Linked DNA regions of Homo sapiens: all the other regions are linked to region 3. Evidence: chromatin contacts called from ENCODE Hi-C or POLR2A ChIA-PET data. All regions are on one chromosome and are shown on one strand. The core of a region is the stretch at or near the end of the contact, and the rest is flanking DNA. Distances in the headings are between cores, read along the strand shown. Region 1 overlaps KCNMA1 (potassium calcium-activated channel subfamily M alpha 1). Region 2 overlaps KCNMA1 (potassium calcium-activated channel subfamily M alpha 1). Region 3 overlaps KCNMA1 (potassium calcium-activated channel subfamily M alpha 1).

The links. A loop is a pair of places that touch in the nucleus more often than their neighbours do. ChIA-PET counts read pairs that join two places held with the same protein, here RNA polymerase II (POLR2A). Pooled maps may share reads with other maps.
Region 1: a loop to region 3 is called in a map of PC-3, with 4 times the contacts of the local background. The contact joins two enhancer-like sites. A Hi-C loop is called at or near these places in 2 of 168 maps with a recorded cell type or tissue (PC-3 and breast epithelium) and 2 of 50 pooled maps. POLR2A ChIA-PET finds 5 or more read pairs at or near these places in 2 of 52 experiments (PC-9 and activated T-cell).
Region 2: a loop to region 3 is called in a map of prostate gland, with 5 times the contacts of the local background. The contact joins two enhancer-like sites. A Hi-C loop is called at or near these places in 6 of 168 maps with a recorded cell type or tissue (Caco-2, MCF 10A, PC-3 and 3 more) and 6 of 50 pooled maps. POLR2A ChIA-PET finds 5 or more read pairs at or near these places in 1 of 52 experiments (GM12878).

The regions. Positions count from the first base shown.
Region 1 is chr10:77,193,798-77,197,911 of GRCh38, reverse strand. The region is part of intron 3 of KCNMA1 (potassium calcium-activated channel subfamily M alpha 1); the gene reads left to right. Among named protein-coding and RNA genes, the nearest start is that of KCNMA1-AS2, 55 kb to the right of the region's middle. Within about 2 kb of position 2,636, at least 6 of the 41 ENCODE cell types and tissues checked have a DNase peak (open chromatin) inside an H3K27ac peak, as active enhancers do; they include PC-3, where a contact is called at or near this core.
Region 2 is chr10:77,584,719-77,588,786 of GRCh38, reverse strand. All of the region lies in intron 1 of KCNMA1 (potassium calcium-activated channel subfamily M alpha 1), which reads left to right. It also overlaps the pseudogene RNA5SP321. Among named protein-coding and RNA genes, the nearest start is that of KCNMA1, 51 kb to the left of the region's middle. Within about 2 kb of position 1,591, at least 12 of the 41 ENCODE cell types and tissues checked have a DNase peak (open chromatin) inside an H3K27ac peak, as active enhancers do; they include PC-3, ascending aorta and prostate gland, where a contact is called at or near this core.
Region 3 is chr10:77,389,280-77,393,444 of GRCh38, reverse strand. All of the region lies in intron 2 of KCNMA1 (potassium calcium-activated channel subfamily M alpha 1), which reads left to right. Among named protein-coding and RNA genes, the nearest start is that of KCNMA1-AS3, 40 kb to the right of the region's middle. Within about 2 kb of position 1,409, at least 13 of the 41 ENCODE cell types and tissues checked have a DNase peak (open chromatin) inside an H3K27ac peak, as active enhancers do; they include PC-3, ascending aorta and prostate gland, where a contact is called at or near this core.

The DNA of each region.
Region 1 (4,114 bases), core at 1,387-3,886, 200 kb after region 3:
TGTTCTGTTTAGAGTGGTTTGAACATTTTTCTGCCTGTGTCTCTCATTGCTGAAGTAACTCACCTCTCTCATATCGACTCTTACCCAGGAGCCGCACTGCAGACTCTTTGATGTAGGTCCTTTCTGCATGGCAGCTAAGGCCAAGCTGTGGTTTTCATTTGCATGATGCAACCTCCCCCTTTCGGTTGTCGCCTCCAGGTTAACCAGATTCTTTTCCTGCACTGCCCAAGCATGTTGACGTGCTTTCCCCGATGGCCCTGAACGTGGTGAGCACTGGACGCATGCATGAATTAAAGCAGCGAGCATTCCAATACACTGAAGCACTGGGCCTGAGGCTTCTCCTGGATCATCCCTGTGGGCCCTCAGTTTGCTGTGATATCACAAAGGCCACCATGTCCCTTGAAAATTCAAGACTAGGACATTGGAAAAGAGAGAGATAAATCTCCCGTTTTTAGGTTTATGCTGAGCAAAGACTAATGACAAATAATTAGAAGCTAGGACCAGTTTTCCAAGTAACAACCTACCTGATCATCAGTCCTACATGTTCCTGACTCCACCTGGGTGTGCACCAAGTGACCAGGATGATGATACCCTTTCATGTCTTTCTGAATAATGTTACCTGATTTGATTTTGCTTAGATCTAACAAATATCTAAATAAAAAGATATACCTTTTAAAAGCACTTCTTGGGCTAAATGCCTCAGGAAATGCAATTATTGATCGTTTTCATAGTGTTTAGTAAAACTATTAATTCAACTTTAAAAGAAATGAAATGGTACTACTAGGAAGAAATATCGCATTTGTTAAAGCATGTTGGCACTGCATTCAACATCATTGATTAGTAAATTGTGATCATTTTCTCTCCTTGAAATATTTTTTTTTTGCCTTAGGGCTGTCTAATGACTTACTTTAAAACTGCTTTCTTTTCCTTATTTTTTTTAAACTTGTATACTTCTTTCTTGTATTCTCAGAATGGACTTTTATAAAACACAACTGTCAGGATCTGTTTTCTCACTGCATTTCTTTTTTTGTCATTTCAAATAGATACTTTGCATTTTAGACATGCCTTGGTTGTAAGCTGAGAAAAATGAAAGGCGAGGCATTCCAAGCTGTGATAATCCTAGGGTAGGAATAACAGTTCCTAGACAATTCTTGATGATACTAGCTTGTCAGCATCCCTTAGCCCAAGAGTAGGCACTAAGCAGTCAGAATGAAACAAAGCCGAATGCTTCTTATCTTATTTTTAGGTTTTCTTCATGAAATCTGATCTTCTACAATCTGGGGGCTTAGTAGATTGAAGCTCTTCCCACAGTCCTTTTTCCTCCTATTCTATTAACCATATCCCATGTATTATATTGAAATGGACTTTGCTTAGAATTTCATAACATGTTCTTTTGGTAACCAGTAAAAAGATCCTTTGAATGGGAGCATTTCGCTTTTTGAAAGGAGCTTAAATGTAATTACAGTACAGACCTGTGCAGGCAGGCGATCCTGCCCAGCACGTTGGCATATTCTCACTTTATGAACGTTTTCATCTGGGGGCTTGGCGAAGGAAACATCTGATTCTCTTTTGTGAGATTCTTCAGTACAGAGACCCATTCCTCTTTCCCAGAAAAACACAGTGATTCCTCATAAAATGAAAGGATTTCTGAAGCCCAACAGAAAGTGGGGATACAGAGATCCATTCACAGAGACAGAAGAGAAAATCCTAAGAAATCGGCTTCCTGGGGCCATCCTAGGCCTCTCACAGAGATGTTTTTATAATGATAGGAATAACATCTCTAGAGAAGTTCAAAGATAGGACAATAAAATTAAAAGAAGGGCCTGCAGGAGGAAGCAAGGAGAAAGACACTTCACCCCACTGAGCAGGTAATTCATCATATTTCTTTCCAAATTTATACCCAAAAATCTAGTGGATGTCATTGATATGGTGGAAATAGCTATTTATTATTATTTTTCTTTTTTTGAGACAGTCTCACTCCGTTGCCCAGGCTGGAGTGCAGTGGTATGATCTTGGCTCACTGCAACCTCTACCACCCGAGTTCAAACCATTCTCCTGCCTCAGCCTCCCGAGTAGCTGGGACTACAGGTGTTCACCACCACTCCCAGCTAATTTTTGTATTTTCAGTGGAGGTGGGGTTTCACCATGTTGGCCAGGCTGGTCTCGAACTCCTGACTTTAAGTGATCCACCTGCCTCGGCCTCCCAAAGTGCTGGGATTACAGGCTTGAGCCACCATACTCAGCCAGCTATTTATTATTTCTGAAACATGGGCAGGGGAAACCTAATTTTGATAAATAAATGATTTTCAATGTTAATTAGAAGCAAGAAGGAAAGAAAAAAAAAGGAAAAGAAATGTTCCAGGAGATGAGACATTACTTTCATGAAGTTGTCAAGAAGGAAATGAAAAGTGTGCATACTTGAAGATATGATTGTATAATCATAGGGGTTAATAAGTCATTGCCATTTTCCCTATTAATGATGACAGTTTGTTTTAAAGGTAACTCATCCTGTCTGATTTTCCATGGTGGTGTTGGTTTCTACTGCCCAGGTCCTTTATGACATTCCTAAGGAGTGACTCTAGCCTTGTACTCAGCAGACCCATGACTTCTAATCAGCAGCATCTCAGACACTCCGTTTTGGCTGTGAGGCTGCTAGGCTCTCAACAAAACTCCTAAATAGGAAAACTTACAAAACTTCCAGGCCTTAGCTGTCAGCCAAAGACGGAGCTAAGACACAGCTATTTTATTTCCTTGTGCAATAAAGGTATAATTGTCTTCTATGCCAGATGTCAGAAAGACTTCTACCAGGTCTTTCTCTGTGTGTTCTTAAAAAAAATCCTCAACAACAACAACAACAATAACAACAACAACAACAACAAAACTTCAAGATGTTAGAAATAGATATAAGCCATTATAATTATCCTTCAGCATCACATATAAATTCATGTGTAACTTTAAACAAGCTGGTGTCCTTGTGGTGACTATCTATGTTATGTGACATTGTTTTCTGTTCGTCAAAGTGAAGCAGCAGATAAATGGAACAACTGTTTTTTAAACATAATTATTTTTTTTTCCAGATGTTCTCAGGCTTCCTACATTCAGGATCAGCAAGTCTTCAGCATTGGTACTCTTTGTTAGTGTAGACCTTGAGTGCCCTGCTGAGGGGCTTGTGTGCCATTCTGCTTGAGTGCAGATGTGCCAAGAGGTACAAGAGTTGGAACTGTAATAGACCTCTTAGGCTACTGGCTGAAATACTAAGGTTCAGAATAAGAAAGAGATACGTCTCAGGCATCTCATTATCCGCAACTGTCAGTCCGGAACTCAGAACAGGCTGGTTCTAGCTGTCGATTCAATAGTTTTAGCTTCTGTACTCCAAATCCTTACAGGTAGACCCATAGCAAGGTGCCATTGCCAGGGTCATGCCATCCAGGTATGACAGGACTATGTCAAAGCCAGGTAGGAGGGCAAGAAAAGGGAGTATAAGGCATAAGTTAAATAGGGGACTGGTGAGATGACCAGGGGAGGCCCAAAGAGTCCAAGGCAAACATCTGGAGAAGGCTCAGACAGAATTTTGAAGTCTGCATCTAGTAACAGCCCAAAGAAGTCCCACAGTGATTTGACAGTCTGTTATGCTATGGGAGTACCAGCCTACCTGCCCAACCGTGCCCTGATTGGCCAGCCTTTGGCAAATAGAGAGCTCTTCTTTTCTCTTAGGAGCCTCTGCCATCCCCTGTATGAATATGAGGGCTTCTTATTTGGGAAGCCTTGATATGAAGTGCCTTGAAACTGTACCCTGAGCTACTTTCTCTAGGATGCCCTCTCTTTCAGAAATGTGAGCTCCAGGCTGTTGCTCCCCAATGGCTAGGGGTTGTTGGCTATCCCTGGTTATAGATTATTGTTTATCAGCCTCCTAGCACATAGGTGGCAATTTTAATATCCAGAAAAAAAAGGCATAGGAAGCAGAATGTAGTGGTTACATGAATAGTCTATTCTTGTTTCCCTAGGACTAAATTCCTGTAGATGTGAGAGGAGTATGGATCCAGGGGTCAGAGGTTCCATTCCCCATGCCAGCATTTGTGTCTAGATTCTCAGCTCTCCATTCAGACCTGGGACT
Region 2 (4,068 bases), core at 342-2,841, 200 kb before region 3:
CAGCCACATGGCTGTTCTGGCTTCCCCAGGTTTCCTCTTGCTGTTTGGCCACTTTGTGCTCCAGTTTTCTCTCTACAGAAAGAAGATAATATTATCTATCTTGCTGAGTTCGTTGATCTGTGGTGAGGGTAGAACAGGATATTAAAATATCTTACTAGAACCTTGGGCCCAGCTTCCGGTCTTCCTGATGGTTTCAATCCAGGCCTAGCACGGGACCTCTGTCTAAAATTCTCTGCTCTCATGGCCCTGCCATTCCTGAGGCACCCTTTGCCTCCAGGCTAAAGTAAACACCTGTCATTCATGATCCTCCTTACTTTGATATGATAAAATATCAGGGCCCAGACTGCAGTCCCACGGCCCTGGACTCCAGACCTACCTGTCTGTCTTGATCTCTCAATCCTCTAGGGCAGCCTTCTCCTACATCCAGAATTTTCTGCATTCTGTCCCCTACATGAATATTGCACTTGTTCTTGGGACCCTATCCCCCTCTCCCTCCTAACTTCCTACCTTGCCCCTTTCTGCCTTTCTGCTCTCAGCCTCCTGTCTGCCCTTGCAGGTCTCTTTTATGTCTGACCTTGCTGGAGTCCTTTGACCTCGGCCAACAGGAGTGACTGTCTCATTTGCCACTTAGGCACTGTCTTAGGTTTTAAATTTTTAATCTTTGTGGCTGCTTGTTAAAAATACAGGGACCCAGGCTTCATTCCCATGGAATTAGAATCTCCAAAGATGTGATCCAGGCCCCTTTGACTTTTAATAAGCTCCTAATGTGGTTGTGATTATGATCAAAGTTTGAGGAAGACTAACTTAAAATAGAGTGCTTTGCAGTATTATTTCTCTTTCTGTGGGACTCTGCTTATGTCTCCAAATAAACTATAAACATCTTGAAGGCAGATCTGGGCCTTATTTTCTTTTCAGAGTGGCACATATATCTGAAGACTGGGGCCGTGAGATGATCTGTCGGTGAGATAACTCCACCTGGGGCCCTGCATCTGATAGGCGCTCAGTAAGTGTTTGCTTGTTGATCAATAAAAGACATGAAAGCACCTGGGAAAGCAAAACAGCCTCTGCAAAGCAGGGCATTATTACTGGGAGCAGATCTGATGTGTACCTTCCACAGATTCCACTGAAGGTGTCCTCAGAGCACCGGACACTCAGGGGCCCGCAGCCCAGACACAGAAAGTCCACTCTGCTGAGAAATGCTCACCAAGCAGAATCCCTCACACTCTCTAGCTTTGTTTTCTTTGATCTCTCTGAGCTTAGGAGGAAAGGCTCCTGTTCCCTCCCTCTTGGCTTATCCCAATAATGCAAAGCCATAGAAGTGCAGGCTGCTGGGGAAAAGTTTGTTTGGACACTTAAGAATGTAGAAAAGGGTTTAGCTTGTATAAAGAGTTTTGCTTTCTCATTATAATGCTTGGAGAGAAGTGCAAATGTTTCATCTCCGCCTACTGAGTTATACTGCCTGTTTACATAAGCCTATATTCAGTGGCCTGAGAAAAGGCTTCTTGCCTTCTTCAGGGCGTGATGGTGCAATCTTGGTGTAGAGTTTCCAAGCAGAGATGATGCTACGGCCTCACGTGGTGGGAAGGCTGTGTGGCAGGAAGAATAAGTTCAAACTGTGCTTTGTTTAGAACTGTTGTGCAAAGTTGTTTCTTCCATCCAAGTATTAACTGGGCCAGACCCTGCTTAGCTGCCAAGATCAGACAAGATCAGGTGTGTCCAGGGTGGTATGGCCGCAGATACCAAGCTATTTCTAACACAAGGATGCTCTCCTTTTATTGAGCAGGGAGAAGACAGCACGTACAGACCAACCATCCTGGTTGTAAACTTGTGTCCTAGTCAGAGCTCTTTCTAGCTGGAGTAGAAAATTCTTAGGCTGTATGTAATGGAAAGAGAGTGGAGTCCAGCAATAAAAACAGATCAGGTAAAAATAGAGCTAGGAGTCAATAGTGAGGGCTGAGTTAGGAGAGTTCTCTGTACTTCCCTAGAGATTTCCAGCCATCTAAGCATACGTGTGAGTTCTTGCTTTGACAAATAAGTACTCCACTGGTATGCACATAGAAACTTCTTTCACCTGTGGGATCATTATTAACATGTTTTATGTGGAGGGAAAAATAAAGATTTTAGAACTTCTTTCTTCCCTCATGTTTTCACTCCATTAATATTAGGCTTAATTATTCAAATTTATTATATTAGAGTCTTATTGCTTAATTTAAAAAATTGAATGGATTATTAGCTTTTTAATAAACAGTGACATTTACTGTCTACTAATGAGGGCTCAAATCATGTAATTTATTGCTGCATCTCTATTTTGTTCATGAAATGAAACAGAAATTACTACCTACTTGAAACTGGACTTGTTTTCTGCGCTCCTATGAAACTGAACAGTGGAGGGTTGCTCGTGAAGGATCTGGGACATGTTTCATATGGAGCACAAGAAAAGGACGTCGAACATGCAACGGTCTGCATCCAGGTGCTAGAACCATTTTGTTTTTCCCTTCATCATCCCTAGAACCAAGAGTGTGGGTGGGAATAGCTCAGTAGAGTGACCATGTGATCCTGTGTTACAACTGAAGACAAAATCTGGCACAGAGTCTCTCCAGTGATGACTATGAAACTGACTGGTGCCCCATCAGATTCAGAAGTGGAGAGTGTTACATACTGATTTCAGAAAAATGTTAGATAAACATTGGGACCCTTTATTATATACCGGGAACAGAAAATGCATGTTGATAAAAGTTTGGGATGTTCCATTTCACTCTGATATAAAGTGTGCGTGGTCAGATTGGTTTCTATTTTTGATAAAAATGAGGTTCTGGAAAGCCATTCTGGCTCATGGGCTTATGAGAAAAAGGTTTTGGAAAGGAGTTTTGGAGTGCTCCCCTACAGAAATAGCACTGCTTTTTAATTGTTCTGTCGCTAGAGCCTTGGCCCCAAATAACAATGCATGAATCTCAGTATTTGTCTTCAAGGAGCTGTGGTCTGATAGGAGCATATAGTATACCTATATGGATGGGTATAACTGAAGGTGGTGAGGACCTGTTTTTAGATGCCTGAGAAATCCAAAAACAAGACAGGGAAGTTGTTCGTCTGGGAATCATGAAGCATGTAAACCTAATTAGGGGAGGTGGCATCTGATCTCATCCTTGCAGAATACATAATTTTTATACAAACAATGTTGAAGAGGTGATGAGAACAGAAAAGCTGGGTAAAGTGCAGAGCATGTTCAAGGAAGGGTTACAAACATTTCTTGAGGGCCTGCCATGTGCACAGGGCACCAATCTAGTGAAAGCAATCTGATAAGAGCTTGGTACAAAACCAAGTAATATAGCTTGTGCATTACCTTCACTCCTCTTACTCCAGTAATTTTTGAGTAAAATAAATGTTGTCTTTAATTATATTAATTCATACAACTGCGACAACGGCCTGGTGAAATCAGTACCATGCTTGTCCTCATATGAGAGAAGAGGAAACAGACATTTTAAGTTAAGCGACTTGCTTCAGGTCACCCGGCTAGTGCGTTGTGGGGCTGAGACTCACCCCAGCCAGTCTGACTGTGCAGGAGTTGCAGCCATTTGTTCCTCTGTTCACCTCCCCCGATAGTCTGAGTGGCCTGAGAGCAGGCATGTGTTTTCGTCCTCTTGGTACTCCTGTCATCCAGCAAACTGCCCAGCATGTGGTCAGAGTTCAGTATGCCAAGTACAAAAGATCTGCTATGGAGATTCTTAAGTGATCAATGGGTTTTGAGGGACAGCTTGGAGAAGGGTAGGGAGGTTGTTCTGGGGTCAGAGAAGAACGTGAGCAAAGGGCTAGAGTGGCTGAGAGGACTGTGCAGGGAGTGCATGCTCCAGTGTCCCTTGGCCAGGTGTGTGGGCTTCCCATAGGGAGCTGGAGGTGATGCTGGAACAGCGTGCTGTGGAAGCCTTAAGTGCAGCCGAGTGCTGGGTTCTCTGTGAGACTTCTTAGGGTCTGGAAGACTGGGTCAGACCTCAGCCTCCTAGGTGATGTCAGACAGCCAGGCCTTCTCCCAGCTCACTCTTGAGTGTCTCTGTCAGAGACAGAGTCAGAGAC
Region 3 (4,165 bases), core at 160-2,659:
GAACAGTGCCTCTGACATGGTTAGTGCTTGATAAGCATGGTTATTATTATTTTTGTTATTGTGTGTGTGAGCCCGGTCACCATGTCATGGAGGAAATGGGCTGGTATGGAGACAGACGGGTCAGGGGGTGAAGAACAAATCCTTTTCTGGGGCAGGGGTAGAAGAACAGCCCTTGAGCCTCCCCAAACCCAGACATCTTCCAAGAGTGCTGAGCAGCTCTGGGCAGGGCCATCTGAAAGGCTCTGAATGCCCCAGGCAAGCCCTGGTTTGGATCCATCCAGATGATGATGTTTGCTCTGTGCACACACTTAATTCAGGCTTGTCCAGGCTGCGTCCTCTTTGCAGCTGGCTCATGCCAGCCTGACTCACCATTGTCAAATTGGCCAGGAAATTCTCACTTCATATAGCCTCCCTGAGCTGGCTGGGGACTGGAGAACGGGCTGGGCTCTCCCTGGAGCTGTACGTTGTGGGCGCATGTGTCACAGGAAATGCCTTGGCAGGACAACAGATGAGTCTTAAGGAAAAAGGGTCAAGTGCACTTACTGTGGTCTCCGTATCCACTTCTCCCTGGAGGTGGGGCGAGGCTGACAGGGCAGGGACAGGCTGGTTTCGGAGGGCACATCTGCACCAGTATTTGGGGAGGTGGGTTTGATGTACATTTTGACAGGTAGTGACCACACATTCATTGAAAGGAGATGGGAAAGCGTGTGAGGTCACCAGAAGATAAAGACCCAGATTCTACTGCACATGCGAGGCAGCTCCTCTGAGCTATTCCTCCATCCCTTCATCCATTCCTTCAAACATTCTGGAGCACCTGCTCGGGGTCAGATACTGTTCAATGTGCTGGACATATGTTGGTTCATTCAGCAAAAGCTGCAAAGTGCAGTCATCCAAAGTGTTGAAGGTGGAAATGTTATGCTTGCATTTTCTAGAATGATTTGGGGTGGCAAGGTTTCTGAAGTAGGGTTTAGTGATAAGTCAGAACCTGTGACCCATCTCTCAGTCCCTTGGACAGGCCTGGGAGCTCAGACATTCTAGTCCTGATTGCACATCCTGTGCAGTTCTGCAGCTGAATCCCAGGGGCCTGGGCAAATATGTGAGTAGTTGGTTTCCCTCCCTGCCTCCCTCCCTTCCCTCCCTTGCCTCCCTTACCTTCCTTCCCTTCCCTCCCTTCCTTTCCCTCCCTTCCCTTCCCTCTCTCCCTTCCTTCTTTCCCTCTCTCCCTTCCTTCCTTCCTCCCCACTGCCCCCTCCCACCTCCCCCACTCCTCCCTCCTCCCTCCCTCCCTTCCTCCCTCCCTCCCTTCCTTCCTCGCCTCATTCCATTCCTCCGTCCTTCCCTCCCTCCTTCCCAACCCATGAAAGCTGGCGCCCCCTGGAGGCATTTCAGGAAATGAAATGTCTGTATTTGCGGCTACTGAGTTGGGCTGGGAGACTTTTCTTACCCAGGTTTTCCCCCAAGGCCTTCAGAGGGTGCTGATGGCTTAGCACTCCGTTTTTGTCAGAAAAATATCCTTAGAGCCTCCATTTCAGCTGCGAGAAAGTTTGTTTAGCAGGGAGACTCAAAAATAGAGATGATGATGACAAAGTCATCAGCCTTTGTCGTTGCAGGGGAGTGCATGCTTGGAAAGTCACACTCGGGACCACACGCAAGCTGATGCTTCCAAGTTTAGTTTACGAGGCTATGTTTAGGAGGAGGCAGACTGACTCGTGCCTACGGGCCCCAAACAGCCCAATTTGGTGCACTAAAAGCCTCATTTTTAGACTCTGGGTCCAGAGTGAGGCTTTTTCCAGAAAAAAACAAACAAACAAACAAACAAACAAACAAACAAAAAACCTACTTCAGGGAAATGACAACAACAGAAAGCCACCATTTGCCCTAAAATTTTTATTGTAAAAACTATTCTCTCCTGTTTGAGTAGTGAGGGATCTAGGACATAACAGTGGCTTCTCTGGCTTTCTTAAGGAATCAGGGCACTTGGAAACTCAATTAAATGTACCCAAGCCTCTTAAGCACCAAGGCTATCTTTTTGCTCATCCAGTTAATTTCAGTTTGTAAAATTGGCCTTGTGCTGACATGATGGAGACGGGGTGAGGGTGGGAAGCCAGGGTCCTCTGTGAGCGGAAGCTTGCTTCTCTGTTCACAAGCCTCCAAGGGCACACATCCTTCCCTGGGGCATCAAGGGGGACCATTAAACCTGTTTGCACCACGTCCCTGGGAGAGCAAACTTCTGGGCCTTCCTTGTTTACTGGAGGTTGGTTAATTCGGAAGGTAGATGGACTGGGCATATTGGTTCCCCACTGGCAGGAGCAGCCCAGGATTCAGCAGGTTAACGCAAAGGATCGAGAAACTATCACCTTCCTAGAACTGTTCCCAGACTTTTAGCAAACAGGCTGAATTTTGACCTTTTTCCCATTTTTCTTTTTAATCCTCCCTCCCCACATGTTTTGTGGCTTTTGGTGAAATGGCTGTCCTAAGGGAAACAGGACAGTTCATTGAAAAGGAGAGAGAAAGTAAAGACCCCTTTCCCACACCACCTTCCCTCAGATGCAGCCTTTGCTTACACTAAAAATAGCTTGAAACAGAGGCTGAATCACAAAAAAAAAAGTGGCATTTCAGGGGACAGAGGCTGCCAGCTCCCTGGCTGCTGCTGAAGTCTGTTGGGTTTGTTGGTCTCTGAGCCCCGACTTGCCCAGGAAGGCGTGGGGTTTGGAAGTGTACTGGGATAGGTCCAGAACATTCTTTTTGTTTCTAGAGCAAGGGCCTGGTTGTGTCTGCCTTGGTTGGAGAGTCTGTCCAGAGCTAATTATATCAGCAGGCACTGATAGAGCCTCTGCCTGGTGTTATGCCTCAGGGGTGGAAAATCACTTCCTGCAAAGGAAAGGAGTTGTTTTCAGGAGCTCCTTAATCCCTGAGGCACCTGCATGGGCTCCCAGGGAAGCTGCCAGGAGGTTATTGTTTCCTCTGAACCATGAGGTGGGCAACTTGGTTTCTTGGCCACCTGAGATCTCTCCAGGAAAAAGCTCAGATCATCAGAAAGAGAGAAAACAGTTTACTCACCTTGGTCTATGCTGTGTGTCTCTCTGGCCCTTGGGGATTCATGACAGTGTTTGAGATCAATTCTGGATATGGGAGAAGAGAGGCAAGTCACTTACTTTTATCTGAGGAGCTGCAATCAGCAGAAACCTGGATACTAACCCTGGCTTTGCTATCACTTTTCTGGTTGACCTTGGACAAGTCAATTCCCTCTCCAAGGCCTCAGCATCTCCATAAATAGAGGGGGCCGCAGTAGTTTTTCAGTAGTTCGTTCCCTTGCAGCCCAAAATATCTTTATGTTTTCTTATCCCCTTCACTGTCCTTCATCAGCAAAGGCCACAAGTGTTAGGCTCACATCTACTGTGCCCTTGGCCCTGTGCTAGGCACCAGGAGAACTGCAAAAGGAGAGAGAATGCACTTTTCTTAGCTGCCAGAGTGATTGGCGTGAAGCAGAGTTCATCAAGGGGTGTCTCTGCATGGCTCTCCCATGGTTTTGCCTCCATTTGAAGTAAAATCTGAAACTGTGTCCCTGGCTTACAAGGCCCCGTGAGTTACGGTGCCTGCTTTTGACTCACCTCCAATGATTCTTTTCCTTCTTTGCTCCTTTCTAGAGAAGAAGCAAAGCCTATAGGTAGAAGCATGTAGATGGGCCTGAGGCACTGGGCAGGGGGAAGGATGCCGTGGGAGGAGGGGGCCATATTCCAAAGGGCCAGCTCAATGAGAAGGAGTTGGCTTCTTTTGAATCATTTCAGCCATGGAGCTCTCTTTTGGAACCTTCCTCAGTTGGAAGCCTCTAAGGGGATGTTGTTCCTAGTTGGTATCAAACGTGGTGACCCCACTAGCCCCAAATTTGACTGGAAGAGCCTCCTTTCCAATTGAGTATCCTCTGCTTGAGGAGCTCTTGGGTGAGATAACAGCCCCTATCCTTTGCTCTTTGTATTGCTTTTGACTGAACTGCTGCAAATCATGGGGCCCCTGAAAGTCCATCCCTCCTCCAGAGGTAGAAGCGCCTCCATCTCTGTGTACCTGAAAACAATAAAAGGCATGTTTATTTAAAATAATGACTGCCGGAGGCCCCCAGGAGGGGCTGAGGATCGAGGAAACATTACTGTGGCCAAAGTCATTTTTT